2 separate regions of the Mus musculus genome follow, and region 1 is linked to region 2. Evidence: chromatin loops called from intact Hi-C (ENCODE). Cell type or tissue: left cerebral cortex. All regions are shown on one strand. Links, peaks and the distances in the headings refer to the core of each region. The heading gives the core; the rest is flanking DNA. Region 1 overlaps Fars2 (phenylalanine-tRNA synthetase 2 (mitochondrial)). Region 2 has its middle 35 kb from the start of Gm46409.

Region 1 (10,381 bases), core at 1,622-9,621, 210 kb after region 2:
GGACACTTTACCCTTTCTTAGAAATGGGAACAAAACACCCATGGAAGGAGTTACAGAGCATATCTTAATAGTAAAAGAAATTCTGGGCTAGTGAGATGGCTCAGCCATTAAGAATGCTTGCTATTCCTTCTCAAGACCTGAGTTCAATTCCCAGCATTCACATAGCAGCTAACTGTTTGTAATTATAGTCTCTGGAGAGCTGATGCTCTTTTCTAGCTTCTGTAGGCCTTTGGTACTACTCAATTTACAGATATATAGGCAAGCAAAACATCCATAAATACTAAATAAATAAATACAATAGTTAGAATTTAAAAGTACTTTGATTTCTATTCACTAGCCATCTGATGATTATTTTATGTGACAATTCATACAGCCACCAATTAGTCACAAATTTTGATTCCATACACACACACACACACACACACACACACACACACACACACACATACGCTTAGCTCCAATAAACTGTCTTGCAAAAAGTAGTGTGCTATATAGGAAACGTGGGGGGGGGGGTTGGAATGGAGAGGCAGCTCTTCCAAAGGACTCAGTCAATTTCCAGTATTGACCTGACAGCTCACAACTGTCTGGAGCAGGATCCAACAACCTCACACAGACATATATGCAGCAAAAACACCAATCACATAGAAAACAAAAACAAAACAAAACAAACAAACAAGACTGCCAGGCATGGTGGTGTACATCTTTAATCCCAGTCTTTAGGAGGCAGAGACATGAGGATCTCTATGAGTTCCAGGCTAACCTACACTATAAAGCTAATTCCAGGACAGTGGGGAGTGTGTGTGTGTGTGTGCGTGTGCGTGTGCGGTGGGGCTACACAGAGAATCTCTGTCTTGAAAAGAAAAAAACAAAAAGACAAAATCGACAAACAAACAAACAAAACCCCAAAGGTCTAAGTCCACTTCACTCTAAAACATTAAGAAACTGCTCGCTGACAGCTCCAAACATATCTATTATCTTCTGCTCATCGATGCCTGAAGATCCTCATTTTTGTTTGTTTGTTTGTTTTCTAGGAAATGCTTAGTAGCAGATAATAAGATTCTGGCAACAAAAGGAACAGACTGCAGCACATAAACTTTTACTGTATATAAAGTCTACTCAACAGTAAAAACATGAAAGGTTTCCCTCTAAGTCGATTTGCAACAAGACACCCTCTCTCATCACTCTCCGCCAACAAAGTCCTAGGGTTCATACATAAAGCAAGTAAGCAAGAAAATAAATAAAACATGCCCTCACTAGGAAAGAGGAAGTTGTTTCTATTTGAAGATGACAGTATCTTACATACTTAAAATCCTAAAAACTTCATTGAAATCTGTTAGAGACAATAAATGAATTAACCCATGAGGTTGAAGGATATATTGGTTGACATTTCTGTCGCTGTGATAAAATCATGATCAAGGCAATATATAGAAGAAAAAGTTTATTGGGCTTATAGTTCTAGACAGTAAAAACCAATCATGATTAGGAGGCAAGGCTTCAAGTAGCCCATGCAGCAGAAGCAGGAAGCTAAGAGCTCCCATCTTCAACTGCAAGCTGGAAGCAGGCAAGGATTTTGACTCTCAAAGCTCACACCCAGTGATATACTCCAACAAGGTTGTACCATATTAACCTACCAAATAGGGATCAAGTATTCAAATGCCCAAAATGACAGGGGACATTTCTCATTCAAATTGGCACAAATACCAGGTCAACATAAAAACCTCAGTTTTACTTCTATATAATATCAATGAATTGTCAAAAAAGAAAGAAAAGAAAAAGTCATCAAAGAAAATTATTTTGAAATAAATAAATCAAAGAAATGAAAGATTTACAAACTGAAATAAATTGAATATACAAATAAATAAGAAGCTATCCATCCTGTCTATATTCATAGATTAAAAAATTATTTCAAAACATTCATGTTAGTAAATGTGATCTATAGGTTCTATGAATTCTGTCAACAGTCTAATCATACTTTTATAAGACACAGAAAAAAATACTTGAATTAATATGTACACAAAAGAATGGGATGGCCACAGAATTCTTGAACCTAAAGAACAAAACTAATGAAATCATATTATGCGCTTTTTATACTCCATTGAAATCTAAACCTTAGAGCAGCATGGAAGCAGACAGAGAAGGATGAGACAAATAGAGAACTCAGAAATAACTGACTTACATGGGGCAATCTCGGACAAGATTTCCAAAAATATACAACAGGGAAAGCACAGGCTTTTCAAGAAATGGAGTTAAGATAACTGGATATCCACATGCAAAGAGAACAAATTTGAAAGCTTATCTTACAACCCATATAAAAATCTACACCAAATTAATTAAAAAGTTTTAAGAACTGAAACTGTAACTTCCTGTAGGATAACACAGGAATAGGCTAGTGAGCATAGTATTATGAATGTATGTGTGCATGTATGGATTATCTCTCTCTCTATATGTGTGTGTGTGTGGATATATTACATATATGTGTGTATATATGTGTAAATACACACACACACCTATATATGTATATCTCTATCTATATGATATGACATCAAAAGTTTAGATAACAAAAAAAAAATAATACATGCTTGACTACATCAAAAACATTTCATAGCAAAGAAAAAAATAATAAAAGGGAAACCCATGGGACAAAAAAAAATTGGAAACTTTTATCAAAGCAAAATTCTACAGACCAAGGAACCTCTGATACATAGGCTTATTAAGCCAATAAAGAGGCAAGGCAGAAAATGAGTGAATGAATGAACAAATAAACAACAAGTGAATGAAGCAATGCCAACTGGCTCAGTCCTGGACGAGCTCTTATACCTGCCCAAGGCATAAAGCCGTAATCCACATTTGAACTGTTTGCACATTAACTTCCCATATCTGTTCTTTCCTTTCTGCTTTAACCCTTGCAGTTTAGGAAAGCTTAAAATTTGCTTTTATCAGTATTTATCAAATACAAAATTAATATCCAAAATATATCAGTAACTATATAAAAGTAACAAAGCGACATGACTCAATTTAAAAATTAGGCAAAGGACTCAAATAAACATTCTCCAAAGGAAGCCTATGAATTTCCAACAGTACTTGAAAGGATGTTTAATGCTAACGATGGAGGCAATGAGAAGTCACCTGCCATCTCCTAGGATGGCTATGACGATGCAGAAAAAGGGAAAGTTGTTTGCTGGGTGGGACTGAAACTGGGACAGTCAATGTGAAACCAGTGGAGAGGGGCCTCAAGCCGGATAGAGAACTAGCTTAAGCTCCCGCCACGCCAGGTCTGTGCATACGTGCAAATCAGCTCTGGAAGAGCTCTGGACTCTCGTGTTCGTTATTACAGTACTACTACAGCAGCCAAGTCATAATAACAATCCAAGTGCCATCAGTGAACGATAAATAAGGAGAATGCAGAGCGCACGTGCACACACACAAAACTTCTCAACAGTGTTGAATAAAAATTTGTGGTAATTATTACAGTAAAAACAGCATAGTTTATGCCTTAAACTCATATATTTGTACTTCAGCTAAAAATTTCTAAATAAAAACAATACAAAAATAGATTTAGAGAAGGCTTTTTATCCATGCACAAAGAAACAGTCACCTCAGACAATTCTTTTTTTGAACAGTCATTGCTTCAGGTCTCTGGAACTAGGTTGTGGTATGACAGAATATAGGATGAAGAATATTACAGTAATAAAAATAAGGCATTTTTCTTCCCTGGGCTGCTCCTGTCATTTAGTTTCTGCATATCCTAATTCATATTCTGAGCAGAAAAGGAGCTGAGAAGCGGTGTTTTATTAACCCATCGCAGCTCCCCACTCTCAGCACAGAGCTAAGTTTCTAATTATGCATCTCACAGAGAAGCATCCCTGACGGCTCTGCATGCACAGGATGCATAATGTAGCTTTTGTTTTCAGAGATTTATGTCAAAGACCTCTTCATTAAATGCTGTGGGAGGGCAGATGCAAGTCTAGGTTAAAACAAAACCCAACATGCTGATAAAATAGTCATCTAGGAACTACACCAGTGAGAGCTCCTAAAGTGGTCCTTCTCCAAAGGCTGCGAGACACACACAGACACATGCACACACACACACACACACACACACAGACACACACAGACACACACATGCACACACACACACACACACACACACACAGACACACACAGACACACACATGCACGCACACACACACACACACACACACAGACACACACAGACACACACATGCACACACACACACACACACACACACAGACACACACAGACACACACATGCACACACACACACACACACACACACACACACACACACACAGGAAGACTGTTGGAACTGGTCGGTGTGGTTTATGAGGAAGCTCAACCAAGACTCTGTTGGTTACTCATTCAGTTTGAAGGTGGGTCCAGGGAAATGCAGCTGCTGTAAAGTGATGAGGTGCCTGTCAAGACTTTGCTGAATTCTGCAGCATCTGTCTTGCAGCTTAGATGAGTCTGCAGCAAGAGGATGAGGGAGAGTGGAATTCTGGTCAAAGAATGGCATCTAGAGCCAAGGGCAGGCCTGCCTCCAAGCTGCAGTGACATCTGGTGAGGAGGAAGTTGGCCTGACATGCTAGGGAAGATCAGAACAGAAACATCTAAAATTTTGCAGGATCTCTCCCTCCCTCCCTCTCTCAACTGTAATACAGGCCCCTCAAAGAAACAGCCACTTGCTTGATTCCAGGCTGATACTGCCAGCAGGACTGCAGACCAGAGGAGCAGAATTCCACCATGGCTGTGCCTGTGGCACTGGACCTGCTATGTTCCTGGTTTTGGACTCAGTTTCCTCTTCTGTAAAATGGGGCTATTAATACTTCAGTATCTAGGCAACAGGCTTTTTATGTAACATCCTTACAACAGAGCTTGAAAGTAGGTCATGAAGATCTGCTAAACAATAACTCTAGCAGGCAGGTGACTCATACCTTTTTTTTTGCAGGCACTAGAAAGGCACAGAGGCAGATGGAGTTCTCTAGGTTCTAGGCCAGCTTGGTTTACATAGCAAGTTCCAGGACAGTGAGGGTTACAGAGTGAGTATCTGTTTCAAGAACAATAGCAAACAATTCTATTTGTAAGTAGAGAGGAAATGATATTGTTTTTGTTACTAGACAATGAGTTTATTAATAATTTGAACACATCCATGCATCTCTGGAAGATATTTATGATGCCATGTAAATGAAATTATCTAGAAGTGGCATTACATTCATTAATTTTATAGCTAAAGAAACTGAGGCACAGTTAAGTATGAATGATTCTTCTCCAAATCTTGCAAAAACTGCTCAACTGGCTGTGAGCAGAACAGATACTCAGTGAACACTGGTGGCCTGAGACCTATCTGTGCATGTAACAGACAGAAACATCTATTACGTTCTAATTTCTTAATTTTACAGAGGGTAAGCAAGAACGGGGCTATGCTTGGTACCTGGAACCATTCTGTGTGCACAGTACTCTTTAAGCAAAGGAACAGTCATCCACTGGTGATATATTTGTGATATACAATGGTGATATACAGTGAGTGGCTGTAATGATGACCAAATGAGGGTTGAAATCAAAGACATGGAAGCACAGTTACTTCTTAATGCCCCTCATGTGTTGACCAAACAATCACAGGCAGTTCCCCAAATGGCTCTCAGTGAGTGCTGCCTGAATGTACTCTGTTGTCAAAGACAAGTAAGCATGGTCCATCACAGTGTCCGCAATGCTGAACTCAGTTATTCTAGAGTGCAATGATTCTAGAAAGTTCATTAGTCTTTGTCTCTGACTTTCAACTAATGTAAAAACAACAACAAAAACAACCCCCCCAAACAAAACAAAACAACAAAAAATCAAAACTATCACAATTGTTTTTTCTTTTTAAACACTGAAAGGCCATTTTGTTTATCTGGTGAAATATGATCAAAAGTTACCCAGTTGTTGAGGGGCACACACAGAAACTTAGTTGTCCAATGGCAAAGGCTCTGCCATGAATTGTCAGACAGGACTGAATGAAATTGCTGGTTAGTGACTGCTCCCAGATGCCTCCAGAGCTATTTGTCAGGTTCTACCTGATGGTTGTATAACTCTGGACAAATTTCTACATTCTCTAAATATCAATTTTGCCATGTGTAAAACGTGCACTCAGTGCTTATTCTATGGCACAGTGGTAAAAACCATTCGTAAGCACCTGGCAAGCACTTGGCAGCTGCTGTGGGTGCTTGCATGCTTTATAAAGGTTAGTGGTTACTCACAGGAAGGGAGCTGGCATCTGGTTCTGAGGCTGAGCTAAATGCCTGAGTGGGGTGTCTCACTCAGGATCACTTTCAGACCCACAGGAGAAACAGCCTCCTGCACAGGCCCTGCTGTGCACAGGCGGAAGGCGCACACTTGGCCCCGACAGCAGTTTCAGCAAAGCAGCTGTTGGCTGTGCAGGAACCCAGAGCTCAAAGCAAAGAATAAGCACAGCACACACCTTGCACACACCTGGCTACAAGACTGCCTGTGTGTGATGCTCAGAGAGACGGTGCCCCAGGGGACCATGTTCAGCAACACACTGGTGGCTTTTCAGCAGCACCACTTGCAGGCAACACATATGGCTGACTTGGGTTTTTAATTCCAAGTAAAAGAGAACCCAGTTAAAGACTCTGAGTCAATCTTATTGGCACCATAACCTCCTTTCCTTTTTCTGCGTGTGTACTCTATTTTTCATTTTCAAGATGTATGTATGTATGTATGTATGTATGTATGTATGTATGTATTTAGTATATGTATTGTGTGTACGTGTACGTGTGCGTGTGCGTGTGCGTGTGTGTGTGTGTGTGTGTGTGTGTGTGTGCAGTGTGTACATGGAGGCCAGATGAGGGCATTAGAGGAAGTAAAGTATACAGGAAGTTGTGTGTGTGTGTGTGTGTGTGTGTGTGCAGTGTGTACATGGAGGCCAGATGAGGGCATTAGAGGAAGTAAAGTATACAGGAAGTTGTGAGCTACCCAATTTGGGAGCCAGGAACTGATATCTGATTCTATGGAAGAGCAGCAAGCACTCTACCTCTGAGCCACCTCTCCAGCCCCTAGGTTTCATTCTAGTGAAATGAAAATATGGCCCCTGAATTCCTAGTCAAACTGCACTAATCAGATCCTCTGAGAGTGTACTGATTTCCCCTTTAGCTGCAGGGGGCACTCTCTAAGGACGAGTCATTCTGAACCTTAGATGGACACAGCTTCTAGGGAACCAGACAGCAAGGAGCAGATGCTGTGTCCCACCTGTGTGACGTTACTTGCTCTCATCACCCTGCACACTGTCAAAGCTACAACATTCCTACATAATCCCTTTCAGTTTTCTGTGAACTCTGCCATGCTGATATGAATCCCAAATCCTTAATTCTACGTATGCAGAGAGACTATCCCAGAACTAATAAATAGACAGATCTCCCAAAAGTATTGCTTACTTTCATACTTAAAAAAATTTCTTTTGGCTACCCAACCTTTTCAGTAATCACACATATTGACATATTTCTGTCTGCAGCCTATAGAGAACCAAAAGCAAGTGCTGGCAGTGTGAGTGAGACCATTCCGTGGAATGGGAAGGTCAAACCTTGACTCCCTGACCATTTTTCTATCAAGAATGGTGGTCTCTTGAAGCACAATGATAATTCACATCTTGACAGACACATCAAATTCTAGACCTGTTCACAAAGTGACTTCACAGGCAAGGTCTCAGTCATTGCTGTGATATACACAGGGGCAGGTGTTAGGTCGACGTCATAGAAAACCTCTGGGATAGATGGTTGCAGGACAACATGGTAGACCAGGCTGCTGCCCACATGAGTTTCAGGGCTGAATGGAGGTACAACAGTTAGAAAAGGTGCTCTGTTTCTGTGTGATTGTCTTGTGAATGTTGAATAAATGCCCTGAAGTCTTACTTTCTTAAATAAAAATCAGAAGTACCACAATCTAGAGAATCAATCCTCCTTAAGTTCCATGCTTTTGCTATAGGCCCTAGGTCCCAGCAAAGCAAAAACAGATAAACTATCAGCAGAAAAAGTAGAGCAGCAAAGGCCAAGATCCTTGCTTGATCACAAACACGAGAATCTGTTTTTAACAAGCTATGCTGTGTTGCAGTAGATTTGTAAGCATATGTCTTGTACCATCAACCAGTGAGTGACAGTGTTGTCATGGTAATCCCTTATGTGTTTAAAAAATAATCAGAAAAACCTTCAGTGACTCAACAGGATAGAAGATGTCAGTTATACACAGGCAGGTGCAACATTTTGTATTTAATATACACTACCTTCATGGACAAAAGGAAAATTTTAGTCAGGGTGAAAAAGAATTAGGTTCTTCAACTAACCCCAGAGAGGAGGCATACCAAGACAAGATGGTGGGCAAAACCATTATTGTGAAAAAGCTGTCAAAACACCATTTCCATATATTGCCTATTACCTTTAAATTTATATAGTAATGCTTGTTATTGGACTGTAGGAGAGTTTATGTGCCAACCTCTAACATAGCCATTTAAGTATGTGCCGGGTATTTATTTGCTATACTAACACAGACATTTACAACTATAATATTTGAGATTTACATAACACTTTATATGCTGGCACTGTGCTAAGGATTTGTATTGTATTTAAGCTCCTTAATTCTCTTCACAACCTTTTCTGACTAGTAGGAATTAATATTTTCTTGCTTTGGCAGTTGAGAAATCTTAAGACCTACTAGATCAGTGGCTTTGGAATTAAATTCAGATGGTCTGCTCCAAAGCTCATGGCTCACTGTCAGCCTTATTGCACACGGGTGCGCACGCGCACACACACACACACACACACACACACACACACACACACACACACAGGCTTCATTATAGTTCTATGCACAAAGAGGGAGGGACACCGCACAGGTTGGGGCTGGGAATACAGTCTGGTTGAGTACAGTCTCCACACAGCCTTGAGTTTCCTTTCCAGAGTGGTCACAGCTCCTGCCTGGAGTAGAGCCACTCCTGATGTGTTGTGGCTGTGTGAGGGAACAAGGAGTAGGGTCCTGGTGGAGAACTAGCTGTGGGACACTAACACTCAACAGGTGCTGAGGAAGAGCTGCTGTGGAAGGGTCCACAAGAGTAACTCCCAATCAGTCTTACTCAAATGGGACAGAATGGCTATGGAATTTCAAGAAATCCCACTGAAGGTCAATGGCAGTCAAGTTATTTTTGGATTCAAACTAATTCAAACACACACACGAACACTCTTATAGTTTCATAGATATATTTTCAAGGTCTGCCTGGGCAACCTAGCAAGCCCTCTTACTTTAGAACGGGTATAAGGGAGAGTGATGGAGACCTGGCTAAGTGGTGAAGGGCACTCGATGTACAGGATCTCAGCAGCTACATCCACAGGGCAGCTCACAACTGTCACTCCTGTTCTAGGGATCGGACACCGCCTAGCGCACTGTGTGAACGTGGTGCACATACACATATGTAGGCACACTGCCTATACATGTAAAATTAAATTAAGTAAAAAACCACAGGGGAATAGGTGACATGATATACTTTAGTGATAGAGCACTTGGCAAGCACATACAAACCCTAGATTCAATCTGCAGCATAACACACACACACACACACACACACACACACACACACACACACACACACACCAAACCAACCAACCAAGCAATCCATAAATTCTTATTAATTTCTCTTATTCTAACCTAACAAGGGTTTATTATTGTCTTTCCTACAGATCTATCTATCTATCTATCTATCTATCTATCTATCTACCTATCTATCTATCTATCTATCTATCTATCTATCTATCTATCTATCATTGAGGCAGGGTATCGATACAATCTTGGCAGGCCTGCAATTCACTAGTTAGATCAGGCTGGCCTTAAACTCACAGAGGTCCATCTGCTTCTCTCTCATGGGTCTTGCACTACCACTTTCTAGATCCATAATTCCTTTTAAAGTTCAATTTTCCAATATTTTGCTTTTCTAAAAAGGATGTAATCTCTATATAGAGAAGAACATGAGTATTCATGGTTTTTATACATATACATACTCACAAGCCAGCTCCTGTCAAAATACAAGCATTTCCAGTGACCCCAGAAAGTACAGAGTGTGTCTAGAAATCACAGAGACAGGAACAAGGACACATGAGACAGTTGACATCAAACCATTCACATCAGCAAACAAAAGTCTGCAAGTTTCAGAAAGTAGCTACAGCACATGCGTTCTCACATGTATAATCTAGATAAAAAGAGACATGAAAGCAAACAGGGAGGCCATTATATGGAATAGAAAGGGCACCAGAGGGAGAAGAAAACAGAAGAGATAGGAGGTGAATATCATCACTGTACAGTACATGCATGTATGATGATATTATT
Region 2 (10,381 bases), core at 1,561-9,560:
TAAGCTAAAGGGGTGGGCCAGCTTCATGCAGCGAGATCTAGGCACAAGATCTGTTTGTGCAAAAGTGCAAGGTCTGGCACTGTCCTTCATGGCTTTGACCTCCAGCTTCCCACTTCACAAAGCAGGATGCTGCAGCTGCCGGTGGATTAAGTCTGAAAGTAGATGTTGGACAAGACAATGCCTTGTCCCCAGTTCACACGTGCATACACGTGCGCACCCACAAATGGAGGACCTTGATTTACTGCTGTGGACATCATCACTGCCACCACCACCTTCTGTTTGCACAGAAAACATCTTAGGACTGTGCCTGTGGGGTGGGAAACAGCGAGAGTGGCTCTGCCAAGGTAGGCTGAGAACCTTCGGTCTCAAGCTCCTGAAGGATCCCAAAGTCAAAGGGCTTGTTGTGTGTACAAGTCTAGCAGGACTTTACAGCGGTCTCATCAGAGGGCCCGTGGCCATAGGATGTTCTCCTTCAAGGAACTGCACTGAAGACTGTGCACAGCCAAATGAGCAGGGTGGACAGGCACTCAGCAGACTCCCCAGGATTTTTGCCTTCCCTTGGGAAGCCAGGAAAATAACAAAGACCACCTCAGAAAGCAGCTCACTGGCTTCTAAAGGATATCACAGCTTCACGGAGGGACAGCTATTCCCCCTTGGGTGCTAAAGTCCCTACTGGGCAACATAGAGTTCCTGTAGCTGCTGTGCCTAATAAATGGAGGTGAAAGGCTTAACTCTGAGTTCCCCAGATAAAGGCAGCAACATAGCCCTTGAGAACCTGACAGAGAGGCACAGAAACAAAGCAATCAAGAGGAACACACTTGATCCAGGGGCTCCTGGTGTGGGCGGAGCATGGCATTCATAACCGCTGGGGATGCTAATGTTCCTCCAGCAGGCAGTGCCGAAAAGTACCTCAGAGCGTGTTTCCTGGCTGCTGTTCCTGCTGCTCCGCTTTATTTAATTGGGAAGGGACGGAGAGTAATTAAAGACAGTTTTCAGGAGCAGAAAACCCTGGCGTTGCTGGATTTTGTGTGGCCCTCCTGTGTTAGGTATCTCTCTAGATTCATCACAGTAGCCCTGCATGTGTCTCTTCTGCCGAACTGACGCTGAGACTCAGAGAAAACCAGAGGCTCAAGGACATGGTAGCAAGTACTGGCCAGGGTGGGAGACTGGCAAAGACTGGTCTGGGTCCATACATCAAGAGGGAGACTGTAGGGTCTGGAGAGATGACTTAGCTGTTGAGAATAAGGACCGCTCTTGCAGAGGACAGGAATTCAGTTCCCAGCATCCACAACATGTGCGTCTCAACCATCTGATCTCCAGTTGCAGCGGGATCTGACGTGTCTGACATCAGAGGGGATCTACACACACCCTTCCACAGAGACACACATATACACGTGTTTAAAATAATACAAATAAATCATATTTTAAAAGAAGCAGATCTAACGCTAAGTCATTCCTAAATTCCTCTGCTTGCCTCCTGTCTACCTACTCAGAGTAAGAGATTAAGAGGACCCTGACTAGGAATAGGTTTTGGTTCATGGAAGAAAGTTGCAAATGGGGAGAGAGGGAACTCAGAACAACAGCCACACTTCGAAACACATCTCAGACAGATTCCTATAAACATTCAATCCCATCTTAGGTATCTGGGGGAGACATCCAAAGAGTCTATATTTGAACATGAGCCCCGATCCAGCAGACTACAAATTGTGTTGTCTATGAACAGCAACTGGGCCTTCATCACATGATGAGAGTCCTCTATGGGGGCTGAGGTCTTTCTAAAACTTATCCTGATAATGGAAATGTTATAAGAAGGTTTAAGAAATGTTTCTTAAATGTTTAAGAAAAAGGAGGATGGTGAGATGGTTCGGCGGGTAAAGGAGTCTGCCACCAGACCTGACATCTTAAGTTCCATATCAAGGATGAACATAGTAGAAGAAAAAAAGGAACTCTTAAAATTTGTCCTTTGCTCTCTATACACATTCTGTGGCATGCATACACACACACACACACACACACACACACACACACTATTATATTTTTAAGAAGAAAGAAGGAAGAGGAGGGAAGGAGGCAGGAAAGGAGTGGGGAGAAATGGCCACAGATGTTTGGGAAATTTGGGACTGACACGGCAAATATGGTGGGAAGATTACTGGCTCCTAATTCTGGATGAGTAAAGATATGGAAATCTTTGCTTATAACCCAACTTGGACTTGACACTATATAACAAATGGCCCCAGTGTGATCCCTCTGGAATGTTCCAGGAAAGTCGAATTCAACATGCATAAAAAAAGAATGCCTTGCTTGACCTGTACCAGGGCTGCCCTCAAAAGAGCGCTCAGTCACCTTCTTTACTTGGGTTGACAGCATCTTCCTTCCACTGGCCTCTCGCAGGAGTAGCCACCTGACCCCTGGGCCTGGTGACAGCTTGCTCCTTCAGGGTACTTTCTCTCCTTCACAGAGCACTGCTTCAAGAGAGATCTTTCTAAAAGCCAGATTTGATCTTAACAGCGTACCACAGAGATACCTGCTCAGCCAAGTTTACTAGAGCACCATTCATAATCAGCCTATATGACGGTCAGCAGATTAATGGATAAAGCTGTGGTACATATACACAAGGGAGTTTTATTCAACCACAAAGATGAATGAAAATGTATCATTTGCTCGGAAGGTGATGAAACTAGATTTCAAGAAGAGCCTAACCTCAGACAAACACAGTTTCTTTCATAAGCAGGTATATATATATCGAAGTTGTTCCTAAGTCTCTCCTCCCTCTGCTTGATAATATATATAGCATAAATGCCCACACTAGGACACTAGGTATCTGAAAGGACCGTTTTCATAAGCACCACAGTCACTACTCACAGATCTATTATATATATATATGCACACATACATATATATACATATATGTATATTTACACACACACATATATGCCCTCTTATAGAATATCAACAATTTCACCTACTTGGGGGATAATCCTCTAACCTGGAATGTTACTTATAGAACATTGATAAGGAGTTATTTCAGGAGTATGGAGAACTCCAGGGTAGCTATGCTCCTAGAAAAATCTCACCTTGACATGGTGGTGACTTTATAGCTGCATACATGGAATCACAGATGAAACCCTTTCAGCTAACTGTTCACAGGGTATACGTTCTAAGGTCCCCAAGACCACAAGGCTGCAAACATTTAAGGCAGAATTACATACAAATGACTAGGAGGTGCAGGAGGGAGAGACTGGAATCTCTAACCCTTTCTTCCACAGAGAATGCCAATAGTCAACAGGCTGGATCTTGAGGGTCTCCTGTAAGCAGTCAAAGCTGCTCTGATGAGGGGACAGCTGTTATGTTAGGAGTCAGAGCACTGCAAACATGATGCACCTGGATGCAAAGGCCATACGGTGACTTATTCTATATGCTAACTAACAAAATGAATGAGAAAGAAGACAGACTAAGACCTCAGTTTTCCCCGCCAGTCTATGTCTCACACACACACACACACACACACACACACACACACACACACACACAAGCACATGCACATGCTTGCATGGTCCCCCAGCATGGATAGATCTCAAACCTAAGCCCTTTGGCATAGCATGAAAACCTATGCAGTTGCCAAAGATGGATAAACGGCTCCTGTCATGCAGTCTAGACACAAACACCACGGCAATGACTGAGCTTGTGTCAGTATTGTATCTGGGTATCTAGGGCCATACAGAGTGCCACTGGCTAGTACAGCTTAGACAACAGAAATATTTTCCTCCTTTGCAGAGGACTAGAAGTCAAGAGGCCAGAGCAGAGCCAGTTGGTTTCTCAGAGACCTCTCCCATCAGCTAGCTGACTCTGCCCATGTAACACACCTAACCACCCCACCTCCATTCCATTCCATTCCATCCCACCCCACCCCACCCCACCCCCCACACACCCCAGTGCTGCTGTGTGTCTCTAGGTCTCCTGACAGATTTGTTGAAATAGTCACATTCTGGGATCCTGAGGGTCAGAGGGAATATGATTCAGCTATGGTGTTTCCCTCACGTTCAATTAAGATAATTCTGTAGTGTTTCTCCCTCCACAGGGTAAATGAGTGGGCCTAGTCCAGTCAGTTGGGACCATTAAAAAATGCAGGGAAACCCTGCCTGCCAACTCCTGAGTAGTTCCATTAACCCTTCGCTGAGTACACAGATTTCAGAAGTGCCAGCCCCACAATAACATAACTAGTTCCCTGTGGCAAACAGACACACACACACACACACACACACACACACACACACTCGTTTTCCCTGACTTTATTTTTGTTGTGATTTGGCGAGGGGGGGCGGGGGAGGCGGTAACAAGGTCTCATTTTGTTGGTCTTGAACCCACAGCAGTCCTCCTGACTCAGCCTCTGGAAGGCTGGGATTATAGCAGACATCTGCCAGAAAGCCCTTGGCTGCCAAGTTAGTCTTATCTAGTAACGAGGGAACTGGGAATGCAGCCCTCATTCCAGAAACAATATGCCCAGCACAATTCAGAGATGGTGGTTAAAGTAACGCTAAAAAGCGGACAGGAAACGCACCCAGCCACAACACAACGATGGGCGCAGGGACCAAGTCCTGCCGCTCTGCAGTCCTTGGAAGTCCTGGGCTCTGCAGGCCGCCTCCCCAATGCAGAGAAGCCCAGCGCCACGCGTCCCCGCAGCCTCCACTGGTGAGCGCGGACTCCGCTGCCATCCTGCGGCTGTCTAAGGCTCGCTGGGCCGCGCGCAAATACCCAGAGCTCCCGGCTGGAGGCCAGGGGCGCGCGCCGGGCATCTTGGGGCGCGCACACAGAGCTGCCCGCACGGACTCCGCACCGCGTGGAGGGGCGGGAAGCCGCATCTCCTCAGGGCAGGCCGGCCAATGGGCGGTCTCGCTGATGCTGTAATGCTCCAACTCTGCCTTTCATTGGCCAGCTCTTCTCTGGGCTCTAACTAGTTAGTTTTTGGTTTTGAAGGTATTTTTTTGTTTGTTTGGTTTGGTTTGTTTGTTTTCTCTCCAGAAATTCAAATAAGAGGAGACAAAATCCAAAGCAAAACCGGGAGTCCCTGAGCCCTGATCTTGGGGACATAAGGAGACACCTCTACAGAGCCTTCTTGGCCTGACAAGGCCCAGGTATCTGCCAGGCTTTAAGGTCAGCAGACATAGAGTGGTTGTTGTTCATGTTTCTTACTGCCTGATGGGTCAGAGCCAAGGGTACTGGGACAGACTGGCAAGAGGGACGCACAGATTTGCAGGGAGCTGTGAGTGCCAAACTTGGCTGATCTCTGAACCGTTTATTGCCAGAGTGTATCATAGACCCAGTGTCCCATGGATCACACTCTAGAGAATGCTCTCGGAAGGACTGGGCTCTGCAGTCCTCAGTTCTCAGTTCAGCCGTGTAGGCCTTCAGACCAGGTTTCCCAGGCACCCCTATGTCAGAGCATAACCTGACTGTGACATAACCAAGCTGCCGTTTGTTTACCCACTCCCCAAACCCTACTTAACTGCAGGTTGGCCTTTAAACCATTACCGGTGCCTCCCATCCTCCTCTTTGCACCAGGTTTCTGGCTCAGGTGGTCAGATTCCAGCCAGCCAAGCTTTCAGAACCAGAGATGACAGGTCCTGGACACAATTCTGCCCAAAGTGACCCCTGGGAGGACCAAGAGACAGAGAAATAAGCGAGTGTGCTTGGTAGAGGACTCAAGTGATGCCAACTATGGTGACATCTCTTAAAAAGGGAATGACAGTCTGTTGAGAGGATCAAAGTAAAAGAGGAGACTTGACAGCAGTGAGGACGAGGCTGGAAGTACAAAGGCCAAGGCAGTGTGGGCTTGTTAAAGTAGCCATTGCCCAGGGAGGGGTCTGGGGATGCCTCTCATCCCAGGGCATTGCTCTGGGCTCTGAAAGTCAAACTCAGTCTCTTGGGAAGGAAATGAGTGTCCTCAGCCTTGGTCAGCATACATCCTGGCTACAGCCAGTTCTTGCTCCGTGCCCCCCTATGCCCACACTCACACCCCAGATGCAGCTTCCACCACCTCCCCACCCCCACCCCAGATGTGGCTTCCACACTCTGCTTGCAACCATTCAGGGAGCATTGTTTAGGCCAGTACCATATAACCAGAAGTCAGCAAGACCTTTAGAACCAAGCAGGAAGATGCAGCTTGCACGGGAGTGGGGCAGGGGTGTCCTTGAGGCTGGGCCACACAGGGCTAGAATGGCGAGAAGAGTCTAGAGGACAAGATGAAGCAGAGACAAGATGAAAGAGAAGGAGCATTCCTTGATGCGGTCCCAGTACCTTTGGGTATTAGGAGCCCTTCATTCTGGTCCCAGCTCCCCTATTTTTACTGGGGTGACCTTGGGCCAGTCATCTCAGCTGTGGCCTAGTTTCTTTACTTATAAAACAGTAGGGGAGGGGCTAAAATGGTTAAAGGCCCCTCCTCTTCAGCCTCAGTAGCATCCTCTTTTGGGGGAGGTCCTCTTAGCTACTACAGCTGGCACCACTGTTGAGAGGCTGGGCAGATGGCTGCAGATGACACAGTCATGCTCAGGGGTGGGGTGGGAGTGCTGACACCCAGGGATGACTCAAAGATGGTGCAGCACGAAGCCCTCTCCCTCTTCATCTTTGCATATACTGCTCGCTGAGACCCCAGGACCCAGTGACTAATGTGACTGTCTCCTTGAACGGCATCGGATGGTCCAGCAGCAGCCTCTGCAGGCTCCACCTCTCTCTCTCTCTCTCTCTCTCTCTCTCTCTCTCTCTCTCTCTCTCTCTCTCTGCTGGCAGCAGGCAGCAGAATTTAGAAGGAAAAAAAAAAAAAAACCAAACTCCTGCTTTCAGGAAGGTGAAGTCAGACTCCTGAGCCAGGACAGGAGGCCAGCGACAGAGAGGTAATTTTCCCAGAAGCAGGGAAAGGGGGTTGTGCCAAGGAAGCCCTGCTGTTCCTCCACCCCACAGACTCCAAGGAGAAGCAAGTCCCTTGCTCCCATCTGATGGCATACCCTATTTTGCAGCTGTTATCTGTGTTTAGCTAAGAATCCTTTCTTTAGAAAGAAGTCTGATGTAAAAGCAAAAACAAGACATTGTTCAATAACTATTTCTTGAAGTAAATGTGTCAAGTGCAATGGTAAGAACCAGGTACAAGTGGGTGGTCCAGACAGACCCAGCCTCTGCTTCACAGACTTTGGTTCAGGCGGGGGAGGTCTTTTGCAAGCTAGCAAATAGCTAATGAACTTTTATGATCCAGACAATGAAGAAGAAGGTGCCTCTGAAGATGCCCTTTGCTTTGCATGATCAGGGAGGCGGTTTCAGGCCAGGTAGGGATATTCCTGCTTTTAGATGGACCCCTTCAGCATGAACCTTGGGTATGTGGACAGATTGGATCCCGGAGAAAAGCACCTAGGAGAGATGAGCAGCCAGTACAGGTAGATGACTAAGTGACAGAGAGCTTGCTTACTGTAGGTGGGGACCTGGACTCAATCCCCAGTAATCCCCTCCCACAAAGCAAATGGAACAGTGAGCTGCCTTCGTGGTGGCTTGGTTGATATCCCTCCCCCATGCAACTGAAGCAATGGCTTTTCCTCCCTCCCCATAGGCTTGCTAAAGTACAGCCAGGATTTCATGGCAGAGACCAAATGCGGAGGTTAGCACACAAACATGAGAGGATGATATCCAAACAGGTATCAGCAGACTCTGCAAAGAGTGAGTTTATGACTGAGAGGGCGGCTAATACTCTGATCAGAGCAGAAAGGCTTAAATCCACTTATTTAGTATCCTTGAGAAATATGGAAGGGCAACTACACATCACATAAGCAAACTGCTGTGAATCAAAAGACAGCTAATTTGAGAGGAAAAAAAAAACAATAACAGATTTCAGAAGTAGAAGACTCAATGATTCAAAAGACATTTCAGCCACAATGCAGAGAATAAGCTGCCCAGAGGCCAGGAGCCATGGTGGCCCAAGAAAGAGATGCCTGAGGCTCTAAGGTGGAGGCCGGGGGCTTGGGAGGGAGCAAGCACAAGCAGATGCAGTCTGCAGGGCTTGCTAAGATGCTAAGGGACTGTGTGAAGAAGGTCTGGGGTTGGGTACACTCAGGGAAGGCCTTGGCCTCATCCTTAGGCTGCACCTGGAGGCTGTGTCCTTTCCCTGACATTGGACATGCCTTTTCCCCCCAGAGAGCTTGAAAGCAAGAGGAGAGCTGAGGCCACGTCCTGAGTGGCTGTGTGATCACTGTCACCTTCAGGAGTCCTGGCTAAGGAGAACGGAGAGTATGACTACTGCAGATGGAATGTCCTGGAAGTAGACTCTGAGGTGGTAGAGTGTTCTCTGTATCATGTTAAGGGATCACCCTCACATAAGTGAGAAGAAGATGAAGAGAAAAAGAATCAAAGCCACCTTGTTCAACCCCACTGATCAGAGTCGACCTTGGCAGCTCTGGTGGCTCTTAGGATTGTTGTAGGTTGGGTTGAGATGCTAGATTTTTCCGCACACAAAAGAGCCATTGCACACAAATGTGACCGTCTCCTTAAATGTCACAGAATGGCCCAGCAGTTGCTTCTGCAGCTCCACCTCTCTCTGCTGGCAAAACAAAACATTGAGTTCCTTGAGAAAAGCTGTAACCTCAAAGGCTCTTTCCCTACAGCATCCCATGCCATCCCTGGGCTAGCAGTTCTTCCCACTGTGGATAGAACAAGTCCACATTGATAGAGAATCTTCATGGTCCTATGACTAAAGGCACAGTTGCCCTACAAGAACCGTGAGGCTCAGCCTAGTATATACCTCACTGTGTCTTGCATATGGCTGACTTGGAGTCATGGAATCTATTTCCAATCTTTGCAAGAAACCCGAAGATCCCAGACCAGGCCCAAGCAAAACCAAAGAGACCTATATTGGGATAAAAGAAAAAAGAAATGGCTTTCTACATGCATGGTCAGCGTACAGCTGGCAGCAACTCACCTGGGGTGGACTGTGTCATCTCAGCGAGAATCTTTGGAAACTTGTCTCTTCAATCCAAATGCTACAAGCTCACAACGTGAATATCCTGTTGAGAGAAGCAAGTCTGGCTCCGTTGACAGAAATGACCCTCTGTGCAGATGTAAATTCAGTTTTCAGATGACCTGCCTGGCTGTGGCTGAGCTCCGTCTCTCAAGAGCCCTTTGGTGCATGGGATGTGGGATGATGAATTGCTGGAAGACATTTTTGTGTCCCCACACCACTCAGGAGCCCCATATCACAGCAAAGTCTCCCTTTGAGATCCTTGGATTTTTGCATGGAACAACCGAGGTAGTAGGAAATAAGGACACAATCGCAGATGAAGTCCAGTGTGGTCCAACAGGGACTAGAAACTTCAAAAATTCTGATTCTGCTTTGGGGTTGTCTCCACAGCATCTGGCCCTGAGGTGAGGGCTCATGAGAAGTGGCTTATTGGACAGAAATAGTTTATTAAGCAGTGTCCCCCAAGGAAGAGTAAAGAATAGAACTAGGCAGAGAAGGAAGTTAAGCAAGGTGGCCGAGTCAGTCAGTGTCCCATGCTTTCCGAGTGACTGGCTTGTCCCATGAGGAGGTCTGGAGGCCTTGAGCCCCTTTACCTCTCAATTAAGAGTTTCTATGGTTTGTCTTTCAGTGGCTCATGTGTTGAAGGCTTGGTTCTTCTCAGTGTGGCAAAGTTGTTAAGTGAAAACTTTGGGAGGCTGTGTCTAGTATTTGTTCCTGTGGTATCACTGTGACCAACACACTTGACAGGAGTAACTTTAGAGAGAAGGGGTTTATTTTAGACATAATTTCAGGGGAGTTTCAGTCCATGCTTGTAACAAAGGCATGGTGGAGTTTATGTCAACAGGCATGTATGATGGAGACTCTTCACATGGTAGGGGACCAAGAGGTTGGCATAACTTTCATAGGCCTTTTCTTGGTGACCTACTTCCACCAGCCAGGTCCAGCTTCCTAAAGTGTTCACAGTTTCCAAAAAGAGCACTGCAAGCTAGGGACCAAGTGTGTAAAACATGATTATGTGGGATACATTTCAGATTCAAGCTGTAGAAGAGCAATTAGCACTGTACTGTCAGGGAGGTCAAGATTCCAGACCCCTGAAAATCTCTCTCTCTCTCTCTCTCTCTCTCTCTCTCACACACACACACACACACACACAGTACTTCTGACATCATCAGCCAAGAAGTCCTCATACCACAGCCTGGATAATGTGGCACTATGCACTCTAATCTACAGGTTTGTGATCTTCAAAAACCTCTCTCATTTATAAAGTGAACCCACCTCTGGCATTTTGTTGTAATAATGGAAGAGCTGTGTCATAGAGATATGCTCCCAAGCACTTCCCATTTTCAGTCCACACAGGTGAAGAAGCTTCCAACATGTTGAGGAGAACTC

Evidence for each region. Peaks named below come from ENCODE experiments on the same cell type or tissue, not always from the same donor. Only the 100,000 strongest peaks of a DNase experiment are listed, where the experiment ranks them.
Region 1: it touches region 2 in a loop (2.4-fold over the local background); 3 of 42 quality-filtered maps call a loop at or near these places.

What each region holds. Positions count from the first base shown.
Region 1 is chr13:36,362,450-36,372,830 of GRCm38, reverse strand. The region is part of intron 5 of Fars2 (phenylalanine-tRNA synthetase 2 (mitochondrial)); the gene reads right to left. Among named protein-coding and RNA genes, the nearest start is that of Gm40912, 160 kb to the right of the region's middle. In left cerebral cortex, for the core only: no CTCF peak of the experiment used is centred there; DNase peaks (open chromatin) are centred at 3,859, 4,616, 4,889, 6,369 and 1 more place; H3K27ac peaks cover 1,756 bases.
Region 2 is chr13:36,573,145-36,583,525 of GRCm38, reverse strand. No RefSeq gene overlaps it. Among named protein-coding and RNA genes, the nearest start is that of Gm46409, 35 kb to the left of the region's middle. In left cerebral cortex, for the core only: a CTCF peak has its summit at 4,723; DNase peaks (open chromatin) are centred at 4,801, 6,555, 6,924, 7,461 and 1 more place; H3K4me3 peaks cover 710 bases; H3K27ac peaks cover 3,739 bases.